Regions from separate parts of the Homo sapiens genome. Here region 2 is linked to region 1. Evidence: chromatin loops called from intact Hi-C (ENCODE). Cell type or tissue: gastrocnemius medialis. All regions are shown on one strand. Links, peaks and the distances in the headings refer to the core of each region. The heading gives the core; the rest is flanking DNA. Region 1 has its middle 400 kb from the start of JARID2-DT. Region 2 overlaps LOC105374945 (a long non-coding RNA gene).

What was found. Peaks named below come from ENCODE experiments on the same cell type or tissue, not always from the same donor. Only the 100,000 strongest peaks of a DNase experiment are listed, where the experiment ranks them.
Region 2: it touches region 1 in a loop (8-fold over the local background); 2 of 110 quality-filtered maps call a loop at or near these places.

What each region holds. Positions count from the first base shown.
Region 1 is chr6:14,832,907-14,848,950 of GRCh38, forward strand. No RefSeq gene overlaps it. Among named protein-coding and RNA genes, the nearest start is that of JARID2-DT, 400 kb to the right of the region's middle. RefSeq lists a silencer at 11,632-11,926. In gastrocnemius medialis, for the core only: no CTCF peak of the experiment used is centred there; a DNase peak (open chromatin) is centred at 9,085.
Region 2 is chr6:14,921,248-14,937,291 of GRCh38, forward strand. All of the region lies in intron 2 of LOC105374945 (a long non-coding RNA gene), which reads right to left. Among named protein-coding and RNA genes, the nearest start is that of JARID2-DT, 320 kb to the right of the region's middle. RefSeq lists a silencer at 9,377-9,577. In gastrocnemius medialis, for the core only: no CTCF peak of the experiment used is centred there; DNase peaks (open chromatin) are centred at 3,174, 3,654 and 6,344; H3K4me3 peaks cover 652 bases; H3K27ac peaks cover 4,111 bases.

The DNA.
Region 1 (16,044 bases), core at 4,151-12,150:
CAGCCTCGATCTCCTGGACTCAAGCAATTCTCCCACCTCAGCCTCCCAAATAGCTGAAACTACAGGTGTGCACTCCCACACTTGGTTAATTCTTTTCATTCTTTTGGTAGAGACAGGGTCTTGCCGTGTTGGCCAGGCTGGTCTTACACTCTTGGCCTCAAGTGATTCTCCCACCTCGGCCTCCCAAAGTGCTGGGATTACAGGTGTGAGCCACCATGCCTGGCTAGAGATTGAGATTTTAAGGAGCTGGCTCATGCTAGTATACAGACTAGCTAGTCCGAAATCCATAGGGCAGACCAGCAGGCTAGAAACTCTTGCAAGATTTGCTGCAGTCTTGAGGCAGAATTCCTTCTTCTCTGGGAAACCTCATTTTTTGCCCTTAATGCCTTCAACAATTGCATGAAACCCACCAGCATTATCAAGGGTAATCTCCTTTACATAAAGTCAACTGGTAGGAGATACTAACCACATCTATAAAACACCTTTACAGCAACAACTAGATGAGTCTTGACTAAATAACTGGATACGATAGCCTAGCTAGGTTGACACATAAAACTGTCACAATGAGGGAGTAGGAAAGAGAGGGCAGGCTCACTCAGGGGATTTGATGCAGCTGCTATTCGCCACCCCATATAGGATTATTTTAATATTTTAAATAGTAGCCCTGGTCTTCTCTCTAAATGGGGTTTCTATAAAAGCTTGTCACCCTTTGTAATTATAGCTACAATTTCCTTTCCTGGTTCTGTAGTGCAGCCTAACAAGAGTTACTGGTGGGAGGAATCAGGACAGAAAGTGGGCACCCAAAACGGGTCTCCAGGAACAACTCCTAAGAGCAGCTGCCCTGCAGTGACGTCAGTGGACCATTCCAAAAGTCTTTGGTCTTCATGGCAAAATCCTGCCCCCAGAATCCATACTCACTCCCAAGTCATTTGGGGGAAACTGCCACCATCACCCTAAGAGGAAAAGCCAATTTACTATCGTCATAGGAACAACAGCTATTTATGGAGAATCTGCCAAGCAATATCTCATGAAACCATCACAGTAAAATTTAAAAGGTAACTTACATCCCTTCTAAGATGAAAAAACTGAAGCTTCCAAAGATCAAGTAGTTAGTCCATCACCATCCACACAGTAAACAGGAGAGCTGGAACTTAAACCCAGCTCTCAGCAATGTTCAAATCAAAATCCATGCTTTTTGCATAAAGTTATGGAAGCCAATCGATGTGATGACTGGAAGTTGGTGTGGGGATTTGGGTTCCTCTAATCTAGGTAGATGGTAAAATATGCCCAATGTTAAAGACAGGCTGTTTCAACCAGAGTAGAATAGTTTTCACTGTTGGTAGTTCATCTCATAACTAAACCTCACACATTATTGGTGGAGTTAATTCTCCAGAAGATCTATGAATTCTTGGTTTTATTTTGGTCCTGCCAAGCTCATAGGTTTCCTTTCAGTTTCATGAGTCTAAGGCTGAAGTTTATAATAGAATGCAAAATATGGTTGACACTTGCTATTAACAATGCGGTACATAACTAAAAATTTATCAGTATGTTTTGCTGCTGTATTATTCTGAATGGCAAGCATCCTCCTTGCCCCCAAAGCAATAATACTTTGATTGTGAACCATTTCCCTTACCAAATATACTCCTTCCCACAGAGAACTGCTACCATGGAAATCTATGCAATAGACTCATTTTTGTGGCATTGCATATCAAACTTGACAACATAATTTTGACATTTGGTAAAAATACATCTTTGTCTACATCTTCATAAGAAGACTTGCTTAAGAGTATTTTTCTCAAATGTTCCTACAGTACATATTTCATGCTGACATCAAAAATGGGGGGGAAAAGGTTGTCTTATTTTTGGTTTTGCTTTATGTGTTTTGGACACCCAAAGAAAAAGTTTTCACACAGTTAAAATGGTACCTAAAGTCAAGTTGTGATGAAAAACTGATTTGCAAGTCCACTTCGTATTCATAATGATCAACTCAGTAATAATGACCCATCTCCCTCTTGCAATATCCCTAACCATGTATGTTCCTTGGCATACTCCCTGAAGCCAAACCCCTTTGGAAAGATTATTCGGCATTGGATTCATGGGAAACAAACTGGACTTATTTCACTCCAAGATATTGGAACCACACATAATAAAATAATGCCAAATTATGCTTGGAACTAGGATATGCATGGTTCCGATTTCTTGTGACAAAATAGTTCCAGATTACAACCGAAGTGTACAATGTGGAATAAATCCTTCCTTATTTTTAGATATTATAATAACTCTAGCATTGCATTAGTTGCAAAAAAAAATAGTTCTTAACTTTACACTGGGCTCTCACTGTATTACTATTTTTTAAAGGGTAAGATTTTGTATAAAAGAGTGTCATAGACACCATCCAAAGAGTGTCATAGACACCATCCAAAGGTGTTTATCTATTGAGGTCACAAAAAGGCCTTATTATGAAATGGTTTCACAGCTAATTCCAAAGCTTGAAAGCTAGGCAGTGTTTCTTAGTAGAGCTTCTCTGAATTCTTTTTAAACATCTATTGAACTTAGTTATTTTTGTTTTGTTTTGTTTTGTTTTGTTTTGCTTTGTTTTAAGAGAGGGTCTCTCTCTGTCACCCAGGCTGGAGTGCAGTGGTGTAATCATAGTTCACTGCAGCCTCGAACTCCTGGGCTCACGCAATCGTCCCATCTCAGCCTCCCAAGTAGCTAGGATTGCAAGCATTTGCCACCATGACCAGCTAATTTTTTATATATTTTTTTGTTGTTGAGATGGAGTTTCACTCTGTCACCCAGGCTGGAGTGCAGTAGCATGATCTCAGCTCACTGCAACCTCCACCTCCTGAGTTCAAGCAATTATCCTGCCTCAGCCTCCCGAGTAGCTGGGATTACAGGCATGCCCAGCTAATTTTTGTATTTTTAGTAGAGATGGGCTTTCACCATGTTGGCCAGGCTGGTCTCGAACTCCTGACCTCAAGTGATCCACCCACCTTGACCTCCCAAAGTGCTAGGATTACAGGCATGAGCCACCATCCTTGGACAATTTTTTTTTCCTTCGTAGAGAAATGTTAACAGCTTACTATTGACAAAATAATCTATCACTTTACTCTCTACCCAAATGGAAATTGCCTCAAGGTTACTTCTGTTTTAATCCCATATATGAAGAAAAATAGAGAGGGGAGACCTCCTTTCAGGCATGTAGGTGAACTACTAATGCCTCAGGAAAGTCCATTTCAATCTGTTATTTTTCAAAACGTCTATCATTGAAGGTATAGCTATGTTAGTTTCTATATCCTGATTCACTCTCTTGTATTCTTTGTCATTATTTTGAGCTCCAACAAAAGGCTAAATAGAAGTGATATGATATCCTCCATGTGTTTATGCCAAAATATTGGCAGAGAGGTTCCTTTGACTGGTACCTGTCTTAGGAGCGATGAGGGAGTACTCTAGCTTATAACACATCTTTCTGTTTATCAGCTCCTTGATCCATCCATCAATCCATCTTATTTTCTTGGTGGATTTCAAAATAAATTGCAGACTTACCTCTGAACATATCAGCATGCATAGCATCAACAGAATTCAATGCAACAAAGAATTTGAGCAGGGAGTGACATGATCAAATTCAGATGTGGGAAAGAACCCAATGCCAGTAGGGAAGATGACAGGCATGAGAAAGGCTTAGAGGCGGGGAACAGGTGGGGGGCCATTGCAAAGGGTTCAGAGAGAGAAGATGAGGGCCTGGACCAGGGCGAGGATGGAACAGGGAGAGAGAAAGGGACAAACAGATAGGAGAATTGACAGCTCTTAATAACTGATTAGACATGGCAGGGGCAGGATGAGGGAGGGAGAGGAATTCACAGTAACTTCCAAATTTCTACCTTGAACAACAGGTAAAATGTGAGGCTGTACATTTAGTTAGGAACTGACTTTAGGTAGTGAAACATATAGGGGGGAGGGTGTAAGATGAATTTTGGATATAATTTTGGGGTACTCATGAGACATCCAGATATAAACTATGGGATAGAGAGATCTCAAATAGAGATACACATTGGAGATTCAGCAGCATTTACAGGGCATAAAAAGTTTTTGTCTAGAGAGGGAGAGTTTGTGATCAGGGCCAAAAACAGCTTAAAGCAGTGCCTGGATTTAAAGGGCAGGTAGGGAAAAGGTACCGATAAAAGAACCTTGAGAAAAAGCAGTTGGTGAGGAAGGAGGAGAACAGGGAAGAATGGGGTCTTGGAAACAAAGGAAGGAAACAGTTTCAAGAACAGGAACTTGTCAACAGTACAAAATGCTGAGAAGGCAAGAGAGGGGTGGGATTGAAAGGAGTCTATAGGATTTGGCAACTTGGAGGTGGATGGTGACCCTGGTGGAAAACAGTTTTCCTGGAGCTGGGAAAATGGAAGCCAAATTTCAGTGGGTTGAGGATTGAATGACAGATGAGGTCATGGAGATAGCACATGAAGACTAATGGTTCTAGAAACCTGGCTATGAGAGGAAGGAGAGAGGTACAGTGTACATATTACAGGAGGATGCAGGGTCATGGACGAATTTGCCTTAAGAGTGGAGCACCTGGATTATACATAAATTAATACCTGTACTAATAAGTTGACACCTAAAATGCATTGCTTTATGTTGACAGTTTTCATTGTGTGGATGTGTGATCTCCCTGGTTAGACATGCACTTCTATAAACATATGGGTCATGTACTGACTGCACGCATGGTCATATAGAAAGTAAGAGCTTGAATGTGACGGAGATGTCTTACTACATCTTTACATCTTACAGCTGAAGAATCTAAAGCCAAAAAAGAGTGAGTAGCTCAACATCATCCAGAGTTAGTTAATAAAGATCCCCCCCAGCACCCTTCACAAAGCATTTTACAGTAAGGAGAAAGGTTTTGGTTTTCAACACAGTTGTATGAAAATTCCAGCCCTACCACTTCAAAGGTATCATTCCTTATCAGTAGATTTCCTTTGTGTGTAATGGGGTTATCTGGATAAAACAAAACCGATCTCCACTTTTACCACCAAATTGGGATTGATGTGTGAGTACAAAATTTTAGGGCAATGTAGTTTTCAATTTCTCTCACTTTTCTACTTTTGCTTCTTTCTGCCCTAGTTAATCGAAAAAGGGAGTTATTTGCATGTTGCTGGAGGGAGACTATTTCTAATTGTTCTGGCCTATTAATAGCAGATGTATAGCAAAGCTTCCAAAGAAACACATGCCTTCAGGACCTCACAGAGTTTCAAGAGTAGTATTCTATGGGTTCATTTTGGATTTCAGGTGATTAATGGATGTGGACGAAACCTTTAACCTTTTCAATTGTCTGCTCCTGCTTCTCCAGCTCCCTCTCCAAGTTCCTTTAATTAGCTAAACTTAAAGCCCTTTTGAATCACCTAATGTCACACAAAAGTACTTGCCCTAGGCAGAGAAAGAGAAGTAACCCAGTTTCGGGGCAACTGATTTATTACATGCAGGGAAACTTCTTGTTAGTTTTCCAAAAGTTATCTCTTCTCTTGTTATTTGGAAAGCACAGCAGTTTTCCACTTCATTCTCCACTGATGGAAAACAGATTTGTCTGACGCCTAGAAGAAGCTCCATTTGCACTGGCGTTTTATTTATTTATTTATTTTTTTTCTTGGTAGACCACTACAATCATTGGCTGTGCACACCTATATTGGACTTGGCTACTGCACCATACTGCACTTGCAAAAATGTTCTTTTCTAGACATGGCAAGAAAAGCCTCTATAAGCTGAACTAATACCATCTGCCTCTCCAAAATGCCTTAATTGTATTGGCAAAAGGAGCACTTCTTATTTTTTAAAGCCTACTGTAACTGGATTGTTAGAGCAGTACCATTAAAAGGATAATGACGGTGTTACCCTCAAATAGATTTTCTTAAAATAATTGCTTTTCCTTACTGAGTGCTGGCACGGCACTCGTGAAATTCTGATGGGGTCAGCGGGTTCTTTGATGTTGCCCACCAGAAGATTGTCTCTTTCCGATCCACTCTCTCTCCTTTTGTTTTTTCCTCATCTACACTCACGTTGGTTTTATTTAGCTACTGCAACTTGTCTTTGCACCTGAATCAAGCCAATTTTTTTTAATGATATAAACAGGTAGCTTTCTCATTGGGCCAGTGTTTGCTGCTTCTTTATTTTGTCTTGATGGAAATCTTTTTATTGTAGGAGTCAAACATTGACTATGAGAGTGTCACCATCTCAGAAATTGACAGGTTGACCATGAAATCACAGGTCTGCATATTCTGCTTCTTATCTTGGGTTATCCTAAGAAGTTGGCAATGACTGGCATGAATGGGGGTATCTGACCCCTGCTAGGAGGGAGTGGACCCCAGGCTCCTCAGGCTGCCTGCCAGGGCTGTTACTCTGGAGCTGGAGAGGGAAATGAGAAGCCTGGTTTGTATGAGGCTTGATTGAGGCTGTGGATATGAAGCAACAGGGAAGCGAAGCCCATGTCTCTGATAAAAGAAGACACTAGAAAGGGAGGTCTGAAACACTAAGCTAAAGGTGTCTGGCAGAGAACTGCAGAGAAGCAAGACAGAGAAAAGTAGAGAGCTTAAAGAGATTTCCGGAGACGAATGCATGCAGATAGAGAGGATTTCATAGCCACCCACTGCCCTTACTCTGGGCAAGGAGAAAGCTGTTTCAAGAGTCAATTTATACAGGAGAAAAATAGGAGTACATATTCATTGTTTTATTTTATGCCCAACTCAAACTGAGGCAGCCTATAAACTAACACAGAATAGACTTAATCTCTGTGCCAACACTGTAGCTCAGTAATGGTATACATACAGTCAGAAAGTGGAAAGCATTAGCTTAATTTTTTTGACGTCGGGCTTCAGTTTAGCTAATGCCATTGAATTGACAGACCACCTCTTCAAACCTGTCTAAAGTTATTAAACTAATGGTTTCTATAATGTAACATAAAGTTATTCCCTCCTTCTCTCCGTTTAGAATGATATTCTAAATACAGATGGAGTCTCTGAACACTTGGTTTCTCCCTAAGTGATGCATGGAGGACGGATGAAGGAAAATTGAAACACTTTTCTGCTATGTTACCTTTTCAACCCATTTGTTTACTTATCGACCACTTATGGGTTACAAAGAAAATACACCACGATTTATTGCTTGGAAAGATGATGCAGAGAATTTGAGAGAGAATCACTAATAAATTGATGGAGAAGTGCTTTGTTAATATAGAGTGCTATTGAAATGCATAATGAGGAATGGCCTCTCCAAGGACACTCGCCCAAGAAGAGGCTAGAACTCTGGATGCTCACTCTTCATCTAACAGATCCTGGCATACAAAGCCTGAATACAGCATGTCTTTAACCCCACTTAGGTATTGCCAGAAGGAGTCTCCACTTCTTTCTACCCAGTAGTCTGCATTCAGTTAAGAAAGTACAACAAGAAACAGGGCAGTGCTTCTCAAGGTTTCGTGTACAACAAATCACCTATAATCTTGTTAAAAAGAGAGTTGTGGGCCGGACGCGGTGGCTCACGCCTGTAATCCCAGCACTTTGGGAGGCCGAGGCAGGAGGATCACGAGGTCAGGAAATCGAGACCATCCTGGCTAACACGGTGAAACCCCGTCTCTACTAAAAATACAAAAAAAAAAAAAATTAGCCGGCGTGGTGGCGGGCGCCTGTAGTCCCAGCTACTTTGGAGGCTGAGGCAGGAGAATGGTGTGAACCTGGGAGGCGGAGCTTGCAGTGAGCAGAGATTGCGCCACTGCACTCCAGCCTGGGCGACAGACCGAGACTCCGTCTCAGAAAAAAAAAAAAAAAAAAAAAAAAGAGTTGTGATTCAGTAAGTCTGGGGTGGGGCCTAAGATGTTGCATTACTGATAAGCTTTCAGGTGATGCCGGTGCTGCTGGTCTAAAATTTTGCTCCAACCTAGAGCATATGGAGAGATGCCTAGATTCCTGCAGTAAGCAGGATTTCAATATGCTGGCAAAGACCATCTCTCAAGGAAGTTAACGTTGTGTTTTTGGTTTGGGGTTTTGTTTGTTTTGTTTTGTTTTGTTCTGTTTTTAGTGTTTAAGACACAAATCAAGAGCTTCCAGTTCGGGGTGCCTAACAGGCAACAGGAGATGTAGAATTGGACTTGAGACAAGAGAGTAGGGCTGTGGATGGTTTGGGGAACCATCAACAAAATGTGTAGATAATTCCATAGATAGACTCATAGACAAATAGATGAAATATATGGAAGAGACCTCAGACTTCTCAGTCCAGGGCACATTCTCATGTTGGTTCATGCAAAACTCCATTTTTGATTTTTAAAAAGAAATTCTTTAACTTATTTATTCATTCATTCCCTTTTATCTCCATCCTCCCCACTACAAGCCATTTTCTAATGTGTTTGATGTGTATCCTTCTATTTCGTTAATTTTTCTTATATATAATATTTCATGTGCACTTTTTAATTTTTTATTCAGGTATAACATGGATACAGTAAAGCAAAATAACCTTAAGTATGCAGCTTGTTGAATTTACATGTATGTATACACCTATGTAAATAGCACTCAAACCATGAGCTAGAATATTTTCTGCAGCTCTGTGTTTTTTTGTTTTTGTTTTCTTGAGGAGGAGTTTTGCTTTTGTTGCTCAGGCTGGAGTGCAATGGTGCGATCTTGGCTCACTGCAACCTCCGCTTCCCAAGTTCAAGCAATTCTCCTGCCTCAGCCTCCCGAGTAGCTGGGACTACAGGCACCTGCCACCACGTCTAGGTAATTTTTGTATTTTTTTTTTTCTAGTAGAGATGGGGTTTCATCATGTTGGCCTGGCTGGTCTTGAGATGGAGTTTGGCTCTGTTGCCCAGGCTGAAGTGCAGTGGTGCAATCTAGGCTCACTGCAACCTCTCTGCCTCCTGGGTCCAAGTGATTCTCCTGCCTCAGCCTCCCGAGTAGCTGGCATTACAGGCATGTGTCATCACACCCAGCTAATTTTTCTATTTTTAGTAGAGATGAGGTTTCACCATGTTGGCCAAGCTGTTCTCAAACTCTTGACCTCAAGCAATCCGCCCACCTTGCCCTCCCAAAGTGCTAGGATTACAGGCGTGAGCCACCACACCCACACCCGACCCGCTGTGCATGTTTTAAATTTACGTAAGTGACATTGTGCAAAAGAGAGCATTATGTTTCTTACCTCATCCCACGAAACAATGTTTTCGAGGTTGATGTGTGCTGCTGTGTTTACATGCTATTCATTCCAGTTGCTTCCGATTGCTTCATGGTGTCCCTATTATACATCTGCCACATTTCATTTGACATTCCTCAGTGAAGGATGTTCAAATTGCTTCCAACTCTCTTTTCCACAAATAACACTGGAATGAACATCCTCATTCATGTTCTTTTATAGACCCATAGGAGATTTTTTTTTCTGTGATTTATAAGTAGGAAAGTGAGTACTGAGTCATAGAGTGTACACATACTTATTTTAACTAAGAATTGCCAGATTGCCTTCCAGAAAGGCTCTACCCATCTGCACTCACAAATACTTTATTCTGTAGTCAAATTTATGTTTCCTTTTAATTTGCACTGTGTTAAGCTGGACTCAAGGCAACTAGGTTTTATTAGGGTTACATTTAGATTGTGCCTATGAATGGCAATTCATTCAACCTCTTAAAAACTCTTTACTGAGCACCCACGATACACTAGGTACTCTTCTGGGTGCTGGAAATATAGCTGTGAAGAAGATAAAATCTCAACCCACATAGAATTTATTTTCCAGTAATTAAAACCATCCAGTGAATAAGATCACTTAGGAAGAGAGAATAGAGTGAGTAGGAAACAAAACCAAGGATGGAATTCCAAAAAAAAAAAAGATTAAAGGGTTGAGAAACAATGGACATGGTGGCTCTTGCCTGTAATCCCAACACGTTGGGAGGCCGAGACAGGAGGATCACTTGAGCACAGGAGTTCAAGACCAGCCTGGGCAACACAGTGAGACTTTGACAAAAAATGCAAAAAAGGCCAGGCATGGTGGCTCATGCCTGTAATCCCAGCACTTTGGGAGGCCGAGGCAGGCAGATCACCTGAAGTCAGGAGTCCGAGACCAGCCTGGCCAACATGATGAAACCCCGTCTCTACTAAAAATACAAAAAATTAGCTGGGTGTGGTGGCAGGCATCTGTAATCCCAGCTACTTGGGAGGCTGAGGCAGGACAATCGCTTGAACCCAGAAGGTGGAGGTTGCACTAAGCCAAGATTGCACTACTGCACTCCAGCCTGGGTAACAAAAGCAAAACTCCATCCAAAAAAAAAAAAAAAATTAGCAAGGCATGGTGGCATGTACCTTGTGGTCCTAGCTACTCAGGAGACTGAGGTGGGAGGATGGATTGAGCCCAGGAGGTAGAGGCTGCAGTGAGCCATGATCGTGCCCCTGCACTCCAGGCTGAGTGACAGAGTGGGACCCTGTCAAAAAAGAAAGAAAGAAAAGAAAAGGAAAGAAAGGAAAAGAAGGAAGGGATAGAGAGAAAAGGAGCCCTGTAGGGAGTCAAAAATATTGTTCTGAGAAGTATCAAGAAAACCAAGAAAAAGTGATGACAGAGGAACCAAAAAAGAGAGTTTCAAGTAACGTACACTCTTCAAGAGGTAATATAACTAAGAAGCTGTTGGTCACCAAAGAGGCTGTGGCACAGCCATTGGTGGAGAATGGGAGAATAATGGAGTAGTACACAGCCTGTGGTCCTCAGCCATGTTCACTCTGCCATGGTAGCAATGTCCCTAGACCAAGCCCATGCCCTCCACTTTTCTGAAAGCAATGGGACCCTCTTCTTTTCCCTTGGTCTGCATTCTTTTCTGAGAAAGTCCATCTTCACTTAGTGAACTGACCTGGCTCTTTCATGCCTCTAGACCAGAATATATCTTCTGAATTTTGGTGTAAATACCACTTTGTTTAGCAAAACTTTTTGCTGATTATTCCAAAGAGTGGGACTCTGGTCCTAACCAAAAATTTGGCCAATCAGTGTGAACATTACACAATTCATCTTTAGAATTAAAGAAGTTGGCCAGACACGGTGGCTCACGCCTGTAATCCCAGCACTTTGGGAGGCCGAGGCGGGTGGATCACGAGGTCAGGAGATCGAGACCATCCTGGCTAACATGGTGAAACCCCGTCTCTACTAAAAAATACAAAAAATTAGCCGGGCATGGTGGCACGCGCCTGTAGTCCCAGCTACTCGGGAGGCTGAGGCAGTAGAATGGTGTGAACCCGGGAGGCGGAGCTTGCAGTGAGCCGAGATCGTGCCACTGCACTCCAGCCTGGGCGAGAACGAGACTCCGCCTCAAAAAAAAAAAAAAAAAAAAATAGAATTAAGGAAGGTGAAAGAATGGGGAATGAATAGATTTTTTTTTCTAGTCTGACAGTTGGAAAGACAGCTTCAGATGTTCAGATGTCGTATTATTGCTGCTACGCAATGACAGCAACTTTACCTTGGTCCCATTGCTTTCCCTCACCCCTTTTATCACCGTTTATCATGTACGGTTGTGTTTTTTTTTTTTTTTTCCCGCAAAATGTCTGTTCCATGTATTCAATCTTTCATAGTCTCACAATTCTTCAACACTGACTCAGGCGTGATCCTTATTACCCATGCTTGAGCCAGAGCTATAGCCTCAGGACAGGCTCTGCCTCCCCCGCCGATCCCAAGCCTCCCCCACCGGCTGCCCGCGCCCCCTTCGCAGAAGCATCAGTACTCTCCCACACCTCCCGGTGAATCCTGCATGTCAGATTCACACACCTTCACAACCTGACCCCACGCAGCCTGGGCCTTCAATTTCCCATTACTTCCCAACCACAATCCCGTGGTCCCGCTACACGGCCCCTCCCCACGCTCGGTGCCCTTTCTGCCCTTCATTCCTCTTTCCTGCCACGTAGCACGTGAGCGGCGCCTCCTCAGTCTCCACAGAGTTCATCCAGAGTCCCATAGCCTTGACTCCCACTGCCGTCTAAATTCATTCAACAGCAGTTTTCAGACTTTCTGGTTTGGGGACCCTTTTACATACTTAAAACCTATTGAGGACCTCAAAGGGCTTTCATTTGGTGAATTGTATCTGTCAGTTTTACCGTAATGTAAATTAAACTGATGAAGTTGTTAAAATATTTATTACATTGCTGAAAAACAAAAATAAAAACAAAAACAAAAACACTACATGTTATTTTAAAAACACACACAGATTTTGGCCGGGCGCAGTGGCTCACTCCTGTAATCCCAGCACTTTGGGAGGCCGAGGTGGGTGAATCACTTGAGGTCTGGAGTTTGAGACCACCCTGGCCAACATGGCGAAACCCCGCCTCTACTAAAAATACAAAAATTAGCCAGGCGTGGTGGTGGGTGCCTGTAATCCCAGCTTCTCGGGAGGCTGAGGCACGAGAATTGCTTGAACCCGGGAGGCAGAGGTTGCAGTGAGCTGAGATCGCACCACTGTACTCCAGCCTGGCTGATAGAGTGAGACTTGGTCTCAACAAAACAAAACAAAACAAAACAAAAATACATTTTATGAAAAATAACCATATCTTCCAAATGAAAAAAAAATAGCAACAACAGTGGTAATGCTTTATATTTTTGCAAATAAAGCTCTTTAATGTCTGGCTTAATAAAGACAGCTGGATTCTTGTATTTACTTCTTCATTCTATCTTTTGTGATATGCTGTTTTGGTTGAAGTAAATGAGGAAAACTCACTCGCGCAGCCTTTGTGCTGGGTAAAGGGAAGAGAATTGTAATAGTATTTTCAGATAATTGTGAAGATTCCTTTTTTATATTAACCAAAACTGTGAAAGTGATAGTTTCTTGAAAGTTAGTTTCAGTGTAAAATCTGAAACCTTATCAGTAAACTGTTCATACTCTAGTATATTATAATCCATTGGTCTATCTTGCACTGTAAATAGATTTTTATCTACTCATGATTTTATACCATTAAGCACTGATCGTTTGTAAAATATTGATTCACTGAGTTATGCAGAACTTCCAAAAGTTGACACATTTTGTTAAAGAAGACATATATATGTACACTTTTTTTAAATCCCATACATTTTGTATCAGCAACATTCTTATCAGATAAGTATTCAAATATTGAGAAACTGGCAAGTTCATGGTGGTAAATACAAGTTTTCCAAAATCCCACTTTTTATTTGAAAGCTGGAACTTTCTAATTGGCAACAAAAATGTCCATTGCTTCCCTTGAAGTGATAGGTTCACTTTGTTCATTTCTAAGAAAATATTTGGCAAATACCCTAGGTTGGATAACTATAGCTTATCTGTCATTGTGATAAGCAGAAAAACATGCACTACCACCTCTAACACCCCAAAGATGTATTCACTTCCCAATCCCTGGGACCTGTGCATGTTACCTTTTAAGGCCCAAGAAGTGATGAAGTTAAGGATCTTGAGGAAAGGGGCTTATCCTGGATTAGCCAGGTGGGTCCTAAATCCAATGACAAGTCCCTTATAAGAGAGGCAGAAAGAGATTTGAGACACACAGAAGAGGAGAAGACACAGAGACACAAAGACGAGAAGATCATGTGAAGACGGAGGCAGAGACTGAAGTGATGCAGCCACAAGACAAGGACCGCCAAAGCATGCCCATCACCACCAGAAGCCACAAGAGGAAAGGACAGATTCTACCCCAGGTGCTCAAGAGGGAGCAGGGCCCTCCCAGCACCTTGATTTTGGACTTGGGACCTCCAGAACTGTGAGGGAATAAATTTCTGTTATCTTAAAGCACCAAGGCTGTGGCCATTTGTTGCAGCAACCCTAGGAAATGAACATAGTCATTCTTTCGAATGAAAATTGATGTTCCATGAAAAAGGCTGCCAGTTCAGCTATCAATTCAGGCAGTCACACAAGGACTTGTCTCGAGATAGCCATTGTATTTCAATATGGAGTAGCAGTGCTTTATGCACGGTTCTCATTTCATCACCCAAAAGATTCAAAAGTTATGCACTCAAGAGTTGAGATTATAAATTAATAACTTGTAATGCTTCGGCCGGGCATGGTAGCTCACGCCTGTAATCCCAGCACTTTGGGAGGCCAAGGCGGGCGGATCACCTGAGGTCAGGCGTTCCAGACCAGCCTCAACATGGAGAAACCCATCTCCACTAAAAATACAAAATTAGCCGGGCGTGGTGGTGCGTGCCTGTAATCCCAGCTACTCGGGAGGCTGAGGCAGGAGAATTGCTTGAACCTGGGAGGTGGAGGTTGCGGTGAGCTGAGATCGCGCCATTGCATTCCAGCCTGGGCAACAAGAGCGAAACTCCGTCTCAAAAAATAAATAAATGAATAAAAAATAACTTGTAATGCTTTATCAGGGACACTCTGAATTGAAACTGATATTTCTTAGCCTACAACTGAGTGGCAGTAAAGAATAATACCAGGACTGGTGGTACGGCGGGTGCCACTGACTCGGTTCCTGCTGAGGTACCACAGTTTTACCTACCCTCACTTTTGCCCCATCAGTGCAAATAGCAACGTGACAAAAAAAAGGACACTTAACATTTTAGCATTATTATGAAAATTATTTCGACCTCAAAGATCAGCTGAAAGTGTCTCAAGGTCTCCAGGGCCTGCAGGCCACATTTTGAAAGCTGCAGAAACAAAGAGAGCAAGACACTAATAGCAAAATGTAGGTGGTGGATATATAGTGTTAATTGTCCTTCTTTCTGAATTTGTCTGTGTTTTTGAAAATTTTCATAGTGAAATATTGAGGGAACAGTGTTATGTGTTTGTAAAAAAAAGAAAAAAATTATCGTTGGCTCACTCTGTATTGCCTAAACTGAAGGGAAAAACTTCCATCCTTGGCCGAAGGGAAACTCATATTTGGCTATCTTGAGTTCTGGCTCTGGGCTGTTCGTCCAGCCTCATCTCCTGTTCTCTAACCATATCATACACTTGGTGATCTGCAAATACCGGTCGGCTTAGAAGTATCCAAACTCGCCATAGTCTTCCCTGCCTTCGTACTTTTCTTGTGCTAATCCCTAAACCAGAAGGCTATTCCCTCCCACTTCACCCCTCCAGGAAAAATTTAATTTAGGCTTCAAGTTTCAGCTCCAATACTTTCTCCCCTCAGACTGACTTCCAGGCTTCCACCCTCGAGCCGGAATACACAGCAGAGGAGAAGGGCATCTGCCCAGGAAACCAACCAACATGAGATGCTGAAACATCAATGGCATAAATTAAACAGATGATGCCACTTAACTCAGGTTCCCACAGTCAACGCTTTCTGTAACAGGTGGCATGTAAATTAATAATGACTATTGAAGTCAACAATGTTCCAACATGAAATCATTCTACTTCCTCACTGGCCTATCTCTCATCATGAGTATTTTTGCCCTGGACATGAAAGATTGCTCTAAACCACCACAGGCCATTTCTGAGCCAGTTGCCTGAAGTCATAGTTGGAACTTGCAAAAGATGCTTAAACAAAACAACTCATGGTAGGGCAGTAGTTACTAGGAAAGCATGGGTCATATTACCATATAAATCTTAACTACTTTAATATGCCTCCCCAAAAGTTGTCTGCTTCAAAAATTGCAATTTCCAAAAGGTTAAACTGGGCTGGGTGCAGTGGTTCATGCCTGTAATCCCAGCACTTTGGGAGGCCGAGGCGGGGAGATTGTTTGAAGTCAGGAGTTCAAGACCAGCCTGGCCAACATGGTGAGACCTCATCTTTACTAAAAATATAAAAATTAGCTGGCCATGGTGGCGGGTGGCTGTAGTTCCAGCTACTCAGGAGGCTGAGGCAGGAGAATCGCTTGAACCTGGGAGGCGGAGATTGCAGTGAGCAGAGATCACACCACAGCACTCCAGCCTGGGCGACAGAGTGAGACTCCTTCTCAAAAAAATAAATAAATAAATAAAAAAGGTTAAACTGCTTATGTATATTCAGTGTGTCATAAATTCCTTATTAAAATCAAGAAGAAGAAGGTACATAAGTTTTCTTAATAGAAAATCCTTTTCTCTACATTAAAATTGATTATATGTTGAACATACATTTAAAGAATATCAGTTTGAGGAATGTC
Region 2 (16,044 bases), core at 2,920-10,919, 87 kb after region 1:
GCCTGGGACAAATTTGATCTGGAGGTTGACGCGCGTCAGGGCCACGCCCACGCTCACTTCCCATCTTTCACCCAGGCAGATCCCAAAGCACTTGTCGAGCCACGCTGATGGATGGGCCTGGAATGGCCTTGTTTGCTGCCAGGGTGAGGCGCAGCAGCTGTTTAACAGCCCTGTGAGTGACCCTGGTCAGCACTTTCAAGGCAGGAAGCACAGAAGAATAGAGTCCACTTAAAGCTACCACAAAAGCGGTGGGAGGAGGGACTTCCTCCCCTTGTAAACAGGCCAGCAGGCTGGTCACTCTAATTACACATGTACAAATGAGGGAGAAGGGGGAAGGGAGGATGAATGGAAGCAAAACTGCTCTCAAGCAACCCTAGCGTGGCCCCTCGTTGCCCTCGAAGACAATTGAAACCTGCGACCCCGTGCACCTTGAACACAGGACACGGTAAGGTAAAGTCTCCACCCTGGGGCTTATGTGACAACATCCCAGCCTTTGCTGGTTTCCAGCTTTAGGAACCTTCAAGGATTCCTTTGGTCATCCTCAGAGGCCTCGGCAGAGCCTAAATCCTCTTCCTAATCCCTGCTGCTGGATGCCCTACTCAACTATACCCTCTGCTCCATGTCACTGTTGAAAGAAGAGGTGAAAAAAAAAGGAAGCCAAATTCAAATGGACTCTCACTGCCTCCTTTGACAGATCTGACATTTGTTTAAACAGGGCTAGGATGGGAGGGTCCTGTGCAGAAATGCAGCTTCTGGTGCACATATTCTACTTCTCCCATTCATCTGCTCCTTAGGGCACTCGTGACCCTGGTGCCTTTTCTCAGTCGGTTTAGTGAAATCATGTAAGATACTGGCCTATCACGTGCTGTGGTTTCTGAAGCAAGTCCACATTTTGCAAGACCGGAAGCATCTACAGTTTTTAAAATGCGAAGCGTTTACAAAATTATAAGTACAGATTAGTTGTGAGAACTTGAAAGGGGTCCATACAAGTGAAGGGTCCCAAAGCGTGTTTCATTAGCTTCTTGGTAAATCTGCTGCTGAGCATAAGGATGTGCATGAACGCCCCTTCTCCTTGAGTTTCGGCTTTCTGACAAAGTCCAAGCAAACTGACCCAAATCCAAAGTGTGTTCTAGGGAACCACTCACACCGTAAATGAGTCAGGAGGAACCGCCCTCTGAGTATGTTTCTTCTTTATTTTGCTTCCTCCCTTCCACCTAAATGCTGCAGATATTTATTGAGTCTGAGCCGGGGACTGCAGGAAGCTATCGGGTCTGTGTTGCCTGGTTTGCAAATGAGTGCAGCCCTGCTAATGAGCTCCTGGCCGGAGCAGGCAGCCTACTCCTGAGTCACTCCCCCTGGCAGGCACTGGACCAGCCTGCATCCCATGCCCACTGAATGCACGCACCAAATTACAAAAGAAAAGTAACAGCAGCAGTCATCTGCCCTTTCCTTTATATGAGAGCTAAAACTCCTGACTGAGGGGCCCTGGAACTTCTCGACCCTTAGCCACACCACAGCATACTGGGGTAATTCAGGGAAAAGAGCATGGGCTTAGGCCCAAAGATTTACGTGCTCAGCGTTGGTACTAACTGTGTGATGTGAGCAAGTCAGGAGGTCGTTCTGGGCCTGGATTCCTTCACCTGTGAAATGGAGCTGCAGAACTGAGCATCTCTGAGATTTGCTGTAGCCTGTGAATTCACGAGATTCCCATCTTGGGACTGGCCCTATTTATCTGAGCCATCACATTCCTTATACAGTTGCCAAGGCCTGTGCCTCACCAGAGCCAGCCTCCCTGGCTCCCACTGCCCGATCACCCTTCTTGCCCCAAACAAGACCCCTAGCTGATCAAGTTGCAGACAACTTTGTAACGAAATGGAAAAACAGGTGTTAGTGCACCAATTTTTGAAAGGGCATATTGAGACATGCCAGAGAGGCAAGGATTAAAGAATAGGAAAGGAAGAAAAAAACCAAGAACACAACTTTTTTGAGGAACTTGTCTTAGTATAGCCATGATGGCAATGTACAAAAAAATAGGAACACAAACGATTCAACACACAAAGAGGTCAGTGCCATGGCTGAGAGGAGGTATCCCCAGACCTGCTCGAGGGGGGCTTACATCTACCCAGCCAGAGGGGCAGGCTCCTGAGAGGCCAGGCCAGCAAGGAAAGATGCCCAGGGCCCATACCCAGCTCCTCTCTTCTTTCCAAAAATACACCACGCTCAGGTTGTTCCCAAAGCTCCAGGACAAGTCTCCAATTGCCTCCAGATTCATACCTGTACTTAACCTCTGCCTCTTAAATCACAAAGGGAAGAAGGTAAGTTCCTGTTCATTTTTGCTCTAAGACTCTGAAGTTCATCTCCCCCAGCCTTAGTCCCTTTGTATCTCTTGGTCTCCTTTCCCCTCTTCCCCTCTATACCTGAATGGCTCCTTCTGCTTTATGACCCCAGTAGGATTGCGACCTTCCTTTCCCACAGCCAGGGACATGTAAAACTATCCCTGTCCCCCCCTCTCCTCTTCCATATTCTTCAATGCTTTTGGCTCTGTTCTCAGGCTCACTCCAGCTCTCCCTCTCTTCACCCCACCCACCCGTCTTAATGCAATTCCTTGCAGAGGATGCTTCTCGAGGTGTTTAATAAACAGCATAGGTCATGACCTTGTCCTGAGGCCCCTTGTGACTGAGGTTTGTACAAATCTGATTTCATGGGCTGGTATTAAGTTGAGCCATACAAAATTGCCCTTATTCAACCATGTTGACGTCCAAAAAGAATGACAGTTTCGTAAGCCTCAATCTAATAAAAGAGCCTGGTATTCAAATATTAAAAACATATTATCTGACTTCCCACCTGCTCTCTTCCTAAATAGTACATATAAATTCAGAGTTGGGGGTGGGGGAAGAGAGCAGTGTGTTTTGTTTTCTGTAAAATGCAGTGTTTTTCAATTGCGGGCAATTTTGCCCCACCAGGGGATGTTTGGCAATGTCTGGAGATATTTTTGGTTGTAGCAGTGGAATGGAAGTGCTACCAGCATACAGGGGATAGAGGCCAGGAATGCTGCTAAACATCCTACAACGCACAGGACAGCCCCCACCGCCACCACCATGAATTCTGTATCCCAAATGTCAATAGCACCGCTGAGGTTGAGAAATCCTGGTGTCCAGCGCTACTGGGGACACAGAGCCTTAGCTGTACATTGAGTACCGCTACTTTGAAAACAGAGCTCCAGAACACATCAGGGAGGGCAGTGTGTTAGCCTCTGTCCTGAGGCAGGTCAGCACACCAGCTTCCCGCCCCCCAGGCCCACCTCTGGTCTAGAAACCTCCCCCCACACACCCCAGACCAGCCAATTCTCAAAAGGTTCTTCCTCCAGTTCTGCTCAGGAGCCTGACGTGATGGGCATTTTCTCAGTATCCCAAACCCCTGCCCAAATCCCTGAGTTAAGAACTGGGCTCCATTCCTGAAGCTCCCTGCAAGGGAAGGAAGGACACTCAACCGGTTCTTGCCACCCGACAGCATGCAAAGCTCTCCACAGGCAGTGATAGTCAGGCTCTAAAGACCAAAGCCCGCCCCTCCCAACCAGAAGAGAAAGCTCCCTCTGGCCAGCTGTGGTGGGCTCACGTTGCTTCCTGGAAGGGATTGAATGTCACTGCCCGTGATGGAACAGGGAGTTTCAGAGGCTCTGCAGCACAGTATCACTTACCCACCCCAGCTGCTGCCACTGCTCCCCACTAGGCAAAGAGCTCATCCAAAGAGCATGAGCAAACACAGTTCATGTTCGCTGAACACGAGCTATATTTGCCCTTAATATGCAACTGCCTTAGCTCTTTCCAGCTCTTTCTGTTGGCAGAAAGTCTGTATAAGGCTGAGGCACACTCACATTATTTGTGAACTTGAACCCAAAACACAGCCACAAAAATCACCCACTCAAAGCAATGGAAGGAATGTTGGGAATCATCTAAACAAGCCCAAATTGGAATTTCCAAAAATAACAGCATCAGAATATTTTGCTTCAAAAGATTCCTAATGAAAGAGACTCCTTGAACTCCTTGGAAAACCCTCCTTGGCATCACACAATCCTCAGAGGCAAAGACGTCTCCCTGCTGTCCCACCCTCTCCTGATCCAGCTGCAACTCAACACTTAGCAATAAAACAAGGGGGCGAAGGGGTGTGTTTCTGAAAATAAAACAGGAGACATATGATCCTGTTCCAATACTTAGTCTGTTCTCTGCTTTTCGGAACTTAAAACCTGCCTGCCGTCCACCAAATGACACAGAGTGCTGGCAGATGGAGAAGAGAGAGAAGGCTAAATGTATTTTAATAGGACCATTAGGATTATGTCAAAAGGTGAGAAAAAAGCACTTGCCAGCCAAGAAAATAAGCACTGGTCTCAAAGAAATATAGTGTGTTCCATCTCTCCCCCATTCACTCCCTCTTTGCTTTCTTATGAGAATCTAATTCAATAGGAGAGTCACTAGTCATGTGTAGCAGGCAAATGCATATTTTCTTAAGTCAAGCAATGTGGGCAGAAATATATGAAGGCAGAAAAAGAGTAGCACACTGGTATTGGGTAAGCCAAATGGGATCGGTCCAACTCTCAGACTAAAGCAGATTACAGAGTTATGACCTTACTCTTGACAAACAAACCAGTCATCCATATCTTCAACGCTAGTGTTAATAAAGAATCTCTTCTCTATGCTTCATAATACTGCCTATTAAGCCTTGGAAGTACACATAAAAGTTCAGAGCAGAACAGAGATTTTCATCTGAACCAGAAAATGTTCGATTTCTGGTTACTTTCTCAGACCTAACTCAACACCATTGAAGGGTAGACAGGACTTCAGTTCACTCCTGATTTTAGCAGATACCAGTGATTTAGTTCTCTATCCCAGGTAAGAAGCAGTTCCCCTGATCTTTGGCTTCTATTTGGTCTTCCTGGTGATAACAGTGAAAATAACCTACATTAGAATGGCTTTTTACCGTTCACCAGGCAATTTAACACACATCTCATGAGCTCCTCAAGGTAAGAAGAAAACCTGATATTTAAGTACGCTTACTATTCCCATTTCACAGATAAGGAAATTTCCCAAGAAATCGATGGGGAGAACCTATCTGTCATTGGTTGGGCTGGCAGAAGTCATCTTAGCAATTCTTGTGAAGAAACAGAGCCCCTTTAAGGGAGGCAGAGCTGCAACTAAAACGTAGCCATCTGGCCGGGCGTGGTGGCTCATGCCTATAATCCCAGCACTTTGGGAGGCTGAGGTTAGTGGATCACCTGAGGTCAGGAGTTCCAGACCAGCCTGACCAACATGGTGAAACCCCGTCTCTACTAAAAATACAAAAATTATCCAGGCATGGTGGTGGGCGCCTGTAATCCAGCTAGTCGGGAGGCTGAGACAGGAGAATCACTTGAACCCGGAGGCGGAGGCTGCAGTGAGCCAAGATCACGCCACTGCACTCCAGCCTGGGCGATAGAGCAAGAATTGGTCTCGAAAATAAATAAATAAAATAAAAATAAAACATAGGCATCTGCCTCTGCCCAACAACATTCTTCAGTTCCATAAATCTTACATTGCCTGGGTAGTGATTTGCTCTAAAATACTTCATTATTAACAATGTGATATTTGTGTGTGTGTGTGTGTGTGTGTGTGTGAATTATAATCTGTGCCCTAGAGATAGTTAGCATTTGATCTTTACCAATCACAGATACCCCAAAGGTGCTACAAGAGTGCATTAAAAAAAAACCCAATGAAGAGGCCGGGCACAGTGGCTCACACCTGTAATCTCAGCACTTTAAGAGGCAGGCAGATCACTTGAGGTCAGGAGTTTGAGACCAGCCTGGCCAGCATGATGAAACCCCATCTCTACTAAAAATATAAAAATTAGCCGGGCTTGGTAGCACCTGCCTGTAATCCCAGCTACACAGGAGGCTGAGGCATGAGAATCTCTTGAACCCAGGAGGCGGAGGTTGCAGTGAGCCAAGATCTCGCCACTGCACTCCCGGGTGACAGAGCAAGACTCCATCTCAAAAAAAAAAAAAAAAAAAAAAAAAAAGAAAGTCCACACCATAGGCTTCATTATTAGCATTAAAGATGACACTTTGTTCTTCCTTTGTGAAGTGGTTACAGTGCAACATATGGTTGAGAGAAAAATTGCTCAGGTACTACCACCCCATATGAATAAGGCATATGAATCCTGTAAGTCTTAATCTCAAAATTTTAAAAACAACATAGTGGGCCTTCAACCCTGCTGAGGCCTATGCCACCCTATTCACAGGGAACATTGTCACCTGATTCCAAGACAGGGCAACAATGTCACTTCAGAATGAACCTATGATGCAATGTACTTGTCCCTGTGCCAAAGGACAAAGAGTGCCACATCACCAACCTACAGGAACCTGTACATCAATGTTTGGTCTAAGACTTGGCTTTCGGCTGGGTGCGGTGGCTCACGCCCGTAATCCCAGCACTTTGGGAGGCCAAGGCAGGTGGATCACGAGGTCAGGAGATCGGGACCATCCTGACTAACACGGTGAAACCCCATGTCTACTAAAAACAAATAGCCGTGAGTGGTGGTGGGCGCCTGTAGTCCCAGCTACTCGGGAGGCTGAGGCAGGAGAATGGCATGAACCCAGGAGGCGGAGCTTGCAGTGAGCCGAGATCGCACCACTGCACTCTAGCCTGGGCAACAGAGCAAGACTCCGTTACAAAAAAAAAAAAAAAAAAGACTTGGCTTTCAACCTGACCATGAGGCTGTGGCTGTGGAGGATGGGCTGTGTAACCTCCACCTGTCTTTTAATTGCCAGAGGCTGCCAACATTGACCAGATGAATCTGACAATTGCTAAAATGCCATAGTGATCAGTTTACAACCAATATTAGGGACCTCCTGTGCACTCACAATGGCCTCGGCTCCGTGCAAGATGCAGAGATGGGCTAAACAGGACACAACACCGTAAGGCCTGGCAACCCAGGAGAGGAGTTAAGACAGTAAGCCCAGAGGTTAAGCACAGGAACTCCACACCCCAATTGGAAGTGCAAAAACAAATGTTAAAAGTATTCAGACGGCCAGGCGCGGTGGCTCACACCTGTAATCCCAGCACTTTGGGAGGCGGAAGCGGGTGGATCACCTGAGGTCAGGAGTTCAAGGCCAGCCTGGCCAACATGGTGAAATCCCATCTCTACTAAAAATTCAAAAAATTACCTGGGCATGGTGGTGGGCGCTTGTAATCCCAGCTACTCGGGAGGCTGAGGCAGGAGAATCGCTTGAACCCAGGAGGCGGAGGTTGCAGTGAGCCGAGATCATGCCATTGTACTCCAGCCTGGGCAACAAGAGCGAAGCTCTGTCTCAGGGGAAAAAAAAAAAGTATCAGACAAGCAAGAGACATGCCTGCCTCTGCTGATATTCCTGTCCCTGTTGCTCACCTGAACACTCTGGCAAACTAGAGAAAGAGTGGGCGTGGCCTGCAAAGGAGAGGTGGCGCAGGTCTGTAATCTTAGAGCTTTGGGAGGCTGAGGCAGGAGGATTGCTTGAGGCCAGGAGTTCAAGACCAGCTTGGGCAACATAGAGAGAACCACATCTCTACAAAAAATAAGAAATTAGCCAGGCATTGTGGGGCACACCTGTGGTCCCAGCTACTTGGGAGGCTGAGGTAGAAGGATCCCTTGAGCCCAGGAGGTCAAGGCGCAGTGAGCTATGATCCCACCACTGCACTCCAGCCTGGGTGGCAGAGGGAGACCCTATCTAAAAAACAACAACAACAACAACAAAAACTGGAAATCTCCCAGCAGCAGAAGGTGGTGGTGAAGAAGATAAGAACAAAAGAGAAGAAACTGACATGAAATCTTCTCAAAAAAGGATGGGTTAATGGGCAAGAGGATACTAGAATTGGGAAAAATCAGGAAAAATGGTCATCCACATACCACCTTCAAAATGTGTGCCACATCCAATTCTACCTGCCACTTTCATCTTTAAATCAATTCACATTTTATATTTAAATATTCTGATGTTAAGTACAAATTTTGAACACTAATGGGGAAGGGAAAAACCAATGTCACTTGCCATAAACACAAGGCAGCCAGAAAAATAAACATAATGGAGAAAATGTTCTAGATTCCAGCAAGCTCCTGAAAGCTGAGAGCCTGGGAATTGCTCCCTCTTTACTTACCAGAAGAACGATGATGAGGAAGAAGAAGAGAAAGCCGATAGAAAAGGAGAAGAAGAATTGGTGTCAGAGAAGTGTTCAAGACATTTTAGGACTAAGCTGAGGCTCTCTGATCTAATCAGTGGGCATAAAAGGGAATTGAAAGATACTGCCTTCTTGCTGTGCTATTTAGTATATTATTTAATTTCCTGGTGTGACCTCTTGCAGTCACCTCCGACTCCCATGTTAAGGGGTCCCTAGTTTCCCTCCAAGCTGGATGCTATCAAACAGAAGACCCTAAGCTGTCTTCCCAGGACAGGTAATCCACCCCAAGCACTTGGAAAAGAAAGGTACATCCTCTTCCACAATAACCACTGCACAGATTCATTTTCTTGTAAAATGCAAGGGCCATTTAGAAATAATGACGTGTATTCTTTGAAATAAGTACCAGATCAACTTTTGTCTTTTGTTTTTTCTTTTGAGACGGAGTCTCGCTCTGTTGCCCAGGCTGGAGAGCCATCATGGGATCTCGGCTTACCGCAAGCTCCGCCTCCCGGGTTCACGCTATTCTCCTGCCTCAGCCTCCCGAGTAGCTGGGACTACAGGCACTCACCACCTCGCCCGGCTAATTTTTTGTATTTTTAGTAGAGACGGGGTTTCACCGTGTTAGCCAGGATAGTCTTGATCTCCTGACCTCGTGATCCACCTGCCTCGGCCTCCCAAAGTGCTGGGATTACAGGCATGAGCCACCGCGCCCAGCCAGTACCAGGTCAACTTTTAACCCCAGAAATCTCCCTTTAAGATGATCTCCAACCCTTTGCAGCTGTAAAATCCTTTAATAATACATCAACTGATTGCGTATCAATTGGATCAGGATAGGAGAAAGCCCTGTTGAAGTCCCATTCTTCAAAATATCTGAAAGCAGGCATTAGGAGTTGACACTGGCAGGCAGTTGAGCAGGACAAAACCATAAGGAAAAGTCAGCAGAAGAGGATGAAAGTTTACCTTCTGGGAATGGCCAGGGGAGGAACCCATAGCAGATCAGATATAAGATTCAAATCACAGCCTCCCGGAGGTAGCCAAGTGGCCCCAACCCTGGAAACTTAGCACTTGGCTTTAAAGACTTATAATTCCCTGGTGCCAATACCAGATAAGAAAAAGGCTGATTGGCCCCTGGTTGGCCCAGTGAGTGGGTTAGAAGAGACACACCTAGAACCACAAAGTTAGGTGTGGCTGACGAATTACTAATACATTGAATAGGCATACAACTGGGCCCCACACCCCATCTTAAATCAACAATGCAAGACCTGCACACAGAGACTCAACCCCTCCCTCCAAAATGCCCTTTCCTCTCCTCCAAAACCCCATCACCCACTCTACAGATCTCAGCTGAAGCCCTGAGTGACTAATACACAGATTGGTTAGGACCACTTGCATTTAAATGCTGTCACTCAGAGTAAGATATTCTGTTATTTACTCACCAAATCTTTTTGGGTTGTTTTTTGTTTTTGAGTTTTTTGTTTTTGTTTTTGTTTTTGTTTTGAGACAGAGTCTCACTCTGTTACTTAGGCTGGAGTGCAGTGTCATGGTCTGAGCTCACTGCAACCTCCGCCTCCCTGGTTCAAGCAATTCTCCTGCCTCAGCCTCCCGAGTAGCTGGGACTACAGGCGCCCACCACCACACCCAGCTAATTTTTATATTTTTAGTAGAGACGGGGTTTCACTACGTTGGCAAGGCTGGTCTTGAACTCCTGACCTCAGGTGATCCACCTGCCTCAGCCTCCCAAAGTGCTGGGATTACAGGCATGAGCCACCATGCCTGGACTCACCAAATCTTTTTGGCAGGTTACTGGGAGCCAGGGGCTGTGCTGCCTGCTGTCTGGTGTTCTCAAAGACTTCCCAAGCCACAGAGAGGTCTCAGTAAGGACACAGGTGTATGGGAAGAAAACCTTTTTACCTCTACCCTCCTAGGTTATTGACTAGTGCCCTATAAACTAAGCTGATAAAAGACAGATTCATGAGAGAAAAACCAACAGGAGTTTGTAAACCTGTGCATCTTCCTTACATATGAGAGCACCCAGTGAGGAGCAACTCACAGGGGTGGTTAGAATTTGGGGTCTACTGGCCAGGCACCGTGGCTCACACCTGTAATCCCAGCACTTTGGGAGGCCGAGGTGGGTGGATTGTTTGAGGTCAGGAGTTCAAGACCAGCCTGGCCAACATGGTGAAACCCCGTCTCTACTAAAAATACAAAAATTAGCCAGGCATGGTGATGGGCGCCTGTAGTCCCAGCTACTCAGGAGGCTGAGGCAGGAGAATCACTTGAATCTGGGAGGTGGAGGTTGCAGTGAGTCAAGATTGCGCCATTGCACTCCAGCCTGGGAGACACAGCAAGACTCTGTCTCAAAAAAAAAAAGAATTTGAGGTCTATGTACCTAACTTACTGGAGGAAGGGTTGGGGAGAGAGGGCACTAATGGAAAAGCAAATGACTTTTGGAAGGAGAAATGGGCTCCTAGGAGAATGGATGAGAGATTTGAGAGTTTGATGACAATATCTGTTTGGGTGTGGTGCTGAGTTCTAGACTCTGAGAAGAGATTACTGAGTTGCTCTTGGGAGGGGATTTATGACAATTGAGTTTTTTTGAGAGGCTCTGCCTTTTGGAAGATAAAAGATTTTGGGGGGACTGAGCACGGTGGCTCACACCTGTAATCTCAGCACTTCAGGAGGCTGAGGCAGGAGGATCATTTGAGGCCAGAAATTCAAGAGTAGCCTAGGCAATATAGCAAGCCCCCATCTGTTAAAAGAAAAACTAGAAGACGAAGAATTTATCTTAAATGTTTTAAAAGACTTTTTATTTCTTTTCTTTCTTTTCGTTTTTTTTTTTTTTAATAGAGACAAGGTCTTGCTATGCTGCCCAGGGTGGTCTCAAACTCCCGGCCTCAAGTGATCTTCCCGCCTCAGCCTGTCAAAGTGCTGGGATTACAGGTGTGAGCCACCATGCCCAGCCTAAAGATTTTTTTCTTTCAATCCCTCCAGCTCAATTCTTCTGTCAAAGTGGTATATTTGGGGAGGCATGCCCTAGTCCCCTCTCAGGCCAGGCCTGCTCCCTCCAGCTGTCACACAAACACCTCCCAGGCGCTCCACACAGGGGGCCTGCCAGCCACAGCACCCCAGAGAAACTTCAGGCTCACAGAGAGGGCCCCCTGTCTTGACTAGACCGAGGCAGGGGAGGGTGTAGGTGACTTCACCGGAGCTTCATGCACAGAATGTTGGACTCCTCGTCCCCTGAGATATGGTGTTATCTATGACAGGCCAGAGGGCCACTTTTCCAGGGCCAAACAGAGAATTTCCACTCTCTAGCCTGTCAGGCCAACACCTTTTGCCAGCTTGAGGTTCATAGACTTTCGAAAAGAAAAAAAAAGAAAAGAAAAGAAAAAAACCAGAAGAGGCCATATGCATGCCTCCCACTCACCCACCCTAGGAAAAAGGGAAGCCTTTTATTCTCCTTATGCCAAACTGTGTTTTGCTGGGAGAAGCTTCTTTTCACCAAAGCCTCCAGGCTCTTTACCAGCCAGAGTCAAACAAAGAAGCTCAGAGAACCATGGAACAAATAAACCAAAACAGCCCACAGAGAACAAGGAAAGGAAAGCCTCCGTTTCCAAACGGAAGCCAACTTCCATCTAGCCTGTCTCACTGAGCCTGGCCTGGCACAGCCCCTGATGAAGCCAGCAAGGGCTGCACTGTCTTCTCTTTGCAGCCTCTGAGAGCCTTGTGAGTGTCAGCCTAAAGAATCCATCCGCAGGACGGGTCTTCTCTCCCCACCCCCCTTAAAATTATTAACATCCACTTAAAAGAAAGGGGGCGGGAGTGGGGTGCAGGGTTTGCCCTCTTTTCAAATTGCTTGAGAAGGGAGTACTGCTTATCACAACAGGTGCACTGGCCACTCACAAAAAAACAGGCAGTGCAGCGCTGAAAGGCTAAGAAATTACTTGTTCTCTTTGTAACGGCTGCTACTACATGCCATGCAAACCCTGCTTTGGAGAGATATTGTGTTCCTGTTTAAAAAAGAAAGAAAGAAATATAGCAAGTGGAAAAAAGTTTAAGGGTGCCAAGGGCTAAGGGGAGGGGAGAACAAGGCTGAGGGTGGGAAGGCCAGAGGGGGAGGGCTTGGTGTTCCGAGGCAATTGAGGAAAAGCAATGGGGCCTGGTGGCTGGACTTAAAAGGTGTGTGTGTGGCTTGTTTTGTTTTGTTTTGTTTTGAGACAGGGTCTTGATCCATCACCCAGGCCGGAGTGCAGTGGCACGATCTCAGCTCACTGCAACCTCTGCCTCCGGGTTCAAGTGATTCTCCTGCCCCAGCCTCCCTAGTAGCTGGGATTATATGTGTTTACCACCACGACCGGCTAATTTTTGTATATTTAATAGAGACAGGCTTTCGCCATGTTGGCCAGGCTGGTCTCGAAACCCTGACCTCAGGTGATCCACCCACCTCGGCCTCCCAAATTACTGGGATTACAGGCGTGAGTCACCATGCCCGGCCAAAATGATCTGTCTTGAACTTTCCAGAAAACTCTGGGAGCACACCCCAGGTCCCTTCGGCAGGATGGGAGGGATAATTACACCCAAGCTTGCAAAACGCACACATCAGGGTGACCAGAGAAAAGTCATAAGGAAAGGATACCCCCTGTATATTTTTAAAAATTAGATAAAAATATTGCTCAGAAACTGTGTTGCACACCAGGGAGGATTTCAACCCCCAGTCAGTCACTCCTTAAGTGGGAGTGTGTCTTCAAAACTATATTCCTCAAATGACTGTTCAGCCAGGCAGGTGACTTTTATGGTGTTGGCCAAGTGACCTTGAGCTTCTGAGTCTCCCAACCCTCTGACATTCTCATCCTGTGCTCTCAGACCTGCAGAGAGGACCCAGCCAGCTTCATGGGGACAAAGCAGTGAGGGAGTTGCTCTCCCCCAAGCCAAGTGCAGACTGACAGGGAAGATTTGGATTTTCTTCCCCTTGAGAAAATTGCCATAAGAATCTGGAAGAGGGTTATTTGTTTTGTTTTAAAGTAAAAGCAAGACAGTGGACGTCATGGCCTAAGAACCTGTTCCCTTGCCAGTTCGGTCTCAACTAAGCAATCAGAAGATAGGGCCACCAGCCACAAAGCAACTTGGACATTGGAGTTTTGCAATGATTCTCTGATTAAAAGGAGCGACCTCGACCTGGCTGTAAGACATGGAAGAGCAGCCATGATAGGTTATTAAGGTCAAAGAAAAAGTAGCAGTAGTGTGGCGAGCATGAATCCATTTTTGTTTACTATATATTGATCTTTTTTCTTTTAGTCTTGCAGAGAAATCTGAGAACCAAAACCCTCTAACTAAGCATATAGCTTTGGATGCTGAGGACTAAAATGACCCCACCACACCTCCCACAAACCCCCAGCTAACATGAACTTGACTTCACTGCTCCATCATCCTCATTAGCATGATTTTCCCATTCCTGCAGACTCTAGTGGTAACTGTCGTGATTGTCCATGACAGGAACTTCCAGAAGGCTCATTAACTCTTCCATGGAAAACAGAAAACAGATGGTGTGAGCCCTAAAATGTTTGAGCCCCTCACCTCAGAATCCTCACCTCACTGTTTCCATCAATCCTGGACAATTGCATCATGATCCTTACCCAATCCTAATCAAGCCTCCACACTGCAAAGACATGCCTTAAACTAAATTTCCGCTTCTCAATCCATTTCCACCTTGCCACCCACTCCGGAGACACTGTCAGAGCTGTGACTAAGTGGTGTCTCCCTGACCACAGTAAACACAGGTTTGTGTTGGTGACATTGGGAGACCCAGCGTTCCACTGAAGGGTCCCTGTGAAGAGTCTTTTTGTTTAATTTTATTTTTTCCAAACTCCCCTCTGCTGCCTAAAAGCAGAGCCTCCCAAAAGAATTCATCTGTCAGCCAGGCACAGTGGCTCACACCTGTAATCTAAGCACTTCAGGAGGCCGAGGCAGGTGGATCACCTGAGGTCAGGAGTTTGAGACCAGCCTGGCCAACATGGTGAAACCTTGTCTCTACTAAAAATACAAACAAAATTAGCCAGGTATGGTGGCAGGTGCCTGTAATCCCAGCACTTGAGGAAGCCGAGGCAAGTGGATCATCTGAGGTCAGGAGTTCCAGACCAGTCTGGCCAATGTGGTGAAACCCTGTCTCTACTAAAAATACAAAACAAAACAAAACAAAACAAAACAAAAAAATTAGCCAGGCATGGTGGCGCACACCTGTAATCCCAGCTACTCAGGAGCCTGAGGCAGGAGAATCGCTTGAACCCAGGAGGCAGAGGTTGCAGTGAGCCGAGATCACACCACTGCACCCCAGCCTGGGTGACAGGGCAAGACTCTATCTGAAAAAAAAAAAAAAAAAGAGTAGACTTTGACATTCCAAAGGGGTGTATACCCAGGTCTTCATAAATTCTCATATTCAATTTCTCCCATGAAACTTCTAGTCTTTCTAAGAACAATATTCATCAAATCTCCTCACTGCATTGGCAGCACTAGTGGTTACATTTTTTTCTAGGGCCTTTTTTTTTTTGCCTTTTCTTTTTCTTTTTAAATTAATTATTAGACTTTTTATCATTTTTAAATATTAACTTGATAACTGTACACATTTATGGAGTACAATGTGATATTAACATAATTGTACATATTTATGGAGTACAATGTGATATTTCAAAAAATGTATACAATGGGTAATGATTGAATGAGAGTAATTAGTATATCCATTACCTCAAACGTTCATCATCTCTTTGTGTTGGGAACATTAAAAAATCTGCTCTTCATGGTGGCTCACGCCTGTAATCCCAACACTTTGGGAGGCCGAGGCAGGAGGACAGCTTGAGGCCAGGAGTTTGAGACTAGCCTGGATAACATAGCGAGACTCTGCCTCTTCTTTTTAGCCAAAGTGGTGTCTCACACCTGTAGTCCTAGCTACTTTGGAGGCTAAGATGGGAGGAACACTTGAGCCTAGGAGTTCAATTTTGCAATGAGCTGTGGTTGTGCCACTATACTCCAGCTTGGGCAACAGACAGACATCTTGTCTCAAAAAAAAAAAATTAATTTTTAAAAAATCTGTTCTTCTAAGTATTTGAAAATATAAAATAAATTATTGCTAATTATAGTCACTCTGCAGTGCTGTAGAACACTAGAACTTATTTTTCCTGTCCAGCTATAATTTTATATCCATTAACCAATCTCTGGCTAATCCCTCTTTCCTCTTACCCTTCCCTGCCTCTAGTAACCATTATTCTATTCCACTTTCACGTGATCAACTTTTTTAGCTCCCACATATGAGTGAGAACATATGTGGTCTTTATCTTTCTGTCCTGGCTTATTTCACTTAATATAATGCCCTCCAAGCTCATTCATGTTACTGCAAATGACAGAACTTTGTTCTTTTTATGGCTAAATAGTATTCCATTGTATATTATAGCACATATTCTGTATCCATTCATCTGTTGGTGGACACTTAGGTTGATTCCATATCTTGGCTATTGACAATAGTGCAGCAGTAAGCATGGGATTACAGATGACTCTCTGACACGCTGATTTTCTTTCCTTTGGATATACCCCCAGGAGTGTAATTGCTGGTCATATAGTAGTTCTGTTTTGGGATTTTTGAGGAATCTCCATATTGTTTTCAATAATGGCTGTACTAATTTACATTCCCACCAATAGTGGGAACAAAGAGTTCCTTTTTCTATGTGTCCTTGTCAGCATTTGCTATTTTTTGTGTTTTTTATATTAGCCATTCTAACAGCAATGAGATATCTCATTGTGGTTTTGATTTGCATTTCCCTAACGATAAGTAATGTTGAGCATTTTTTCATATACCTGTTGGCTGTTTGTATGTCTT